Linked DNA regions of Homo sapiens: region 2 is linked to region 1. A link is a loop called in an ENCODE intact Hi-C map of the cell type or tissue named here. Cell type or tissue: B cell. All regions are shown on one strand.

The links. Hi-C counts contacts between places; a loop is a spot of excess contacts. Peaks named below come from ENCODE experiments on the same cell type or tissue, not always from the same donor. Only the 100,000 strongest peaks of a DNase experiment are listed, where the experiment ranks them.
Region 2: it touches region 1 in a loop (8-fold over the local background); 4 of 110 quality-filtered maps call a loop at or near these places.

Annotation. Positions count from the first base shown.
Region 1 is chr7:95,714,541-95,717,040 of GRCh38, forward strand. The region is part of intron 2 of LOC105375409 (a long non-coding RNA gene); the gene reads left to right. Among named protein-coding and RNA genes, the nearest start is that of DYNC1I1, 57 kb to the right of the region's middle. In B cell, no CTCF peak of the experiment used is centred here; a DNase peak (open chromatin) is centred at 961.
Region 2 is chr7:97,063,857-97,066,356 of GRCh38, forward strand. No RefSeq gene overlaps it. Among named protein-coding and RNA genes, the nearest start is that of DLX5, 40 kb to the left of the region's middle. In B cell, CTCF peaks have their summits at 1,323 (motif pointing left) and 1,530; a DNase peak (open chromatin) is centred at 1,315.

The DNA.
Region 1 (2,500 bases):
TAGATTCATGAAACAACGTAATGCAAGAGTTTGCAAACTTTTCTTAAAGAGCCATATAATCAATCTTTAGGCTTTGTGACCAGGAAACAAAATTGAGGCTATTAGGTAGGTATTTTACATAATCATTTGAAATGTAGCCATTTAAAAATGTAAAAGGCATTTTTAGTCCACGGGCATTAAAAATAGAGGCAGCTGATAAGACCTGGTGGACAGGTCATAGTTTGCCAACCCCTGATATAGAAAGTCCAGAAATAAACCCACATAATATGGACAACTGATGTTTTATTTTTGTTTTTTATCTTTATAAAGATGCAAAGGCAATGCAGTGGAGAAAAGATAAACATTCTAACAAATGATATTGAGAGAGTTGGCTGACTGTTCATATGCAAAAATATGACCTTGAATCCACAGCTCACACATATGCAAAAATTAAAATGGATCATGGACCTAAAGGTAAAACTTAAAACTATACAACTACCAAAAGAAAAGATAGAAGAATATCTACATGATCTTGGATTAGACAAAATTTTCTTAGATACGACACCAAAAGCACAATTCATGAAAGAATACTCTAATAAATTATGTTCCATGAATTAAAAACATTTACTCTTTAGAAAATAGTTAAGAGAATGAGAAAACAAGCCACAGAGTGGAAGAAAATATTTGCGAAACATATATCTGACTTGTTTCCAGAATACCTAGAATACATAAACAACTCTAAAACTCAACAATAAGAAACAAGTGAGCCTAATAAAAAATGAACAAAATAATTTTACAGAAATTTTACCAATGATGATACATGGATGATAAATTAGAACATGAATAGATGTTCATCATTAGTCATAGTCAAAGTCATAATAAGATACCACTGCCAACCTATCAAAGTGACTGAAATTAAGAAGGTCATTTAAATCAAGTGTTGTCAATTAAGTGGAGGAACTGAAACTCACACAGGGCTGGTGGGGATTTTGAAAGAGTATGACAGTGTCTGAAAATGCTAAACATTCACCTCCCATGTAATCCAGCCATGACATAATTAGTTATTTACCCAAGACAAAAGAAATATATCCTTATACAAAGACTTGTACATGAATGTTCACAGTAGCTTTGTTTGTAATAACCTAAAAATGAAAGCCAAACCAAATGTTTATCAATTAGTGAATGGATAAATTGTAACATACCTATACAATGAAATAGTACTAAGCAGTAAAACAAAATGAATTATTGGTACATGGAATAACATTGATATATTGCAAAATAATCATGTTTAATGAAAAAAGGCAGAAAAGAGTGTGCACTATATAATTTAATTTACATAAAATTTCAGAAAATGCAAAGCAATCTATAGTGATAGTGTATATTTATAGCAGTGCAATCTATAGTAAATTGTGTAATCTATAGTAACAGAGGTTGCTTGGGGATGGGAGGGAAGGTAGGAGTAGGACAGCAGATAACAGTAGGAGGGATGGAGGAGTTAAAAAGAAGAATGAGACATTTTTGGAGATGAATATGTTCACTTTCTTTATTGTGATGATGTTTAATAGGTCTATACAGATATCAAAAGTTTTCAAATTGTTGAGTTAAATATGGCCACTTTACTGTATGTCACTTATACCTCAATGGAGTTGTTTTAAAAACCTGCTCTCCAAAACGCATGGCTAAACACATGAAAACACAAGTCACATATTGGGAGAAAATTTTGCAAAATGCAGATAATCACTTCCACTTCCACTAAGATAGAGTAGACTACTTTCTTCTATCCTTCCAATATGTGTAACTAAAAATCCTGGACATTATGTAGAAGACAAACATAAGAATACTCTGAAAGGTGGAAAGAAGGAGGCAGACCAGCTAAAGATCTTGGGACCTAAGGAACACCACCATAGTGAGTTCCCTGGGTTTTCTTTTTGCCTTATCTATTACATACTTGGAGATAAGGAAACTGGCAAGCTAGAAACTTGAGTTGAAGCAGACAAAAATAGCCATGACAAAAGCCTGCTCTCTCTAGCCAAGTACTAAAAAAGGAGCAACCTGGCAAGATGTGAAGCTTTTAGACAATAACTACTCTACTCCAACCAAACACCACACAAGAGTACTGTAACCCCACTGCTACCAATGTCAGTAAAGGCCGAGTGGGAGCCTACACTTCCACCTTGGTAAGGCTGTAATGAAGCACCAACATGACAACGGAGGTGGTGTCAGAAGAGACCAAACAAGAAGCCGGAACTTTCATGTTTGCCAGCTTGTAATGAATCCCCCCATCCCACCATGGTGTCAGTGGAGGCTAAAGGGCGGTCTAGACTTCCACTCTTGCCTGTTAATAACAAGGAATCTCTTTCTTTCCTCTACTGAGTTGGAGAACAAAGAGGCCTAGTGGAGAGTCAGGCCTTTCACATTGCCCACTACTAACAAGGTCAACTCAGCCCTGTTAGTGGAGACCACACAGGGAGTTGCTGTATGAATGTATTCAGGTTTAAACAGAAAATCCCTTGTCAGGGAA
Region 2 (2,500 bases), 1.3 Mb after region 1:
TAGTTTGTGATATCCTTATCTTTAACTCTTTTATGATGTTACCATCAGTGATAGAAATAAGAACTAGAATGCTTCTGTTACCCCAAGAAAGCAGGAGATGGAAAAAAAATCCAGATGCTTAAGATTGCAGGCTTAAAAAATTCTTGCTTACATTTTAGTGTGCAGTTAGCTTCTGACCACCTTAATTTAAATAGTATCTTTGTGGGGTAGAAAGAAACCCCAGGAATTTTGGTTAAATACAGCTCAGTTACTATAGAAGACGGTCATTAAATATTTTATAAGGTATTTTATGTAGCATGTATTTACAAAGGGTACATACAGTGCTACTTAAGAGCCCCTATTATGTACACAAAACATGTTGTTATAGGATGCTATGTTCAGATCATAAGCTACAGCCTAAACATCTAAAATAATTAAAATATCCAAAATCTATTTAATGGCGTGGCATTTAGGACTGTGTAAACACGTAAGAAAGTGTGCTTTGGGCTTCCAAATAATCCACTGTATTAAAAGCTACATTCTAAAACAGTGAACAGAGAACTCTGGAGTTCTGCTGTCACAGTAAACCTGTGCAACTAAATCAAACACTCCTGGTCAGATATTAAATGATTAAAACATTTCCAAAATCACTTGAAAAAGAACAAATCCATCACATCATTATAGCTAAGTTTACTGCTTAAGAAGCAATACGGCCGGGCGCTGTGGCTCACTCCTGTAATCTCAGCACTTTGGAGGCCGAGGCGGGCGGATCACGAGGTCAGGAGATGGAGACCATCCTGGCTAACACAGTGAAACCCCGTCTCTACTAAAAATACAAAAAATTAGCCGGGCGTGGTGATGGGCGCCTGTAGTCCCAGCTACTGGGGAGGCTGAGGCAGAAGAATGGCGTGAACCTGGGAGGCGGAGCTTGCAGTGAGCCGAGATCGCGCCACTGCACTCCAGCCTGGGCGACAGAGCAAGACTCTGTCTCAAAAAGGAAAAAAAAAAAAGAAGCAATAGCACAGCCCTGCCTACAGTACCTCAGAAAACCCAGTGCTAACGAATTGTTACGAACCCAGTGTAACGAATTGTATTAAGAAGCAAAAATGCAAAAACAGCAGCCTGATTATTTTTAAAATTATAACATACCCTCAGGTAAGTAGCTTGAATTTGCCTCCCGGGCAGAGATTGGATGTGGAGGAGAGCTGAGTTGGGAAGCATTTTGGCTGCAAGTATTAGAGATTTTAAATTTTTCTCCTGAACTGAAAAAGTTCCATTGTAAGCCCACTGAATACTGTGCATCTAACCTTGAGGCAACCTAGCAACAGTGACATCTAGTGGTCACACTAATTGCATCTCCTCACCTCTCTTCCTCCCCAAACCCTTCCCAAAAGAGTGATATCAGAGTTAAGCATTTAAAGTTGAATCTCTCTGCTAATATCTACCCTTAAATGGTCTTTCTGGGTCTCTAAGTTGTTTCAAATACAAGTATTGATAGATCAGGGCTAAAATGTTTAACTGAGTCTTTCTTTGATTTGTATGAAAGTCACCTTGCAATATAGCAAAAGGAGAACAATCGGGCCCAAATATTAAAAAAAAAAAAAAAAAAAAAAAAAGACAAAACAAGTCTGACAGCCCGAAGATCTTCGTCATGATTAGAACGCTCAGAGTTGCTTTGTCCTGCTCCTATACTCCATCACACAGAAGGCTGCCACCAGACTAATCTCCCCAAATAGTAACTGTCATCAATGCTTCAGTTGTCCCCAGCTGCCCACCACATTGAATTCATACGTACCTGCCTGGCTTTCAAAGCACTCATAAGAATCACCCACTGTACTTATTTCTAACAATTCCTCATTTCTCTACTCCAGCCAAGTTAGTTTCTTTTCTGTTCTCTGGATCCATCATAGTCCTTTCTCTTTTCTTGCCTTTTTTCCTCCTTTTCTCGCTCCTTTCTTCTCTGATATCTATTTTTCAAAGCTCATTTTAAGTTCATCCCTTCTACAAAGCCATATCTTCATTATTGCTCAAGCCTATGCCGACCTCTCATTTCTCTGAATTTCCATTTCATTTACACTTAGTACCACTCAGTGAAGCATTAAATGGCTTCACTGGTGTTTCAGGCTTCTTGGTCTTGTCTCATCTGCAAGTTTTAAAACTCTGCCAAAGCAAGAGTTGATATCTTATATGTCTTTTTGTATTTTCCATAGTCGTTTATTTTGTTTGTTTGTTTTGTTGCTGTTGTTGTTTAAGACGGAGTTTCGCTATTTTACCCAGGCTGGAGTGCAATGGCACCATTTCTCCTTGCTGCAACCTCCACTCCCCAGACTCAAACGATTCTCCTGCCTCAGCCTCCCGAGTAGCTGGGATTATAGGCATCTCCACTACCACACCTGGCTAATTTTTACATTTTTAGTAGAGATGGGGTTTCGCCATGTTGGCCAGCTGGTCTTGAACTCCTGACCTCAGGTAATCCATCCACCTCGGCCTCCCGAAGTGCTAGGATTACAGGCATGAGCCA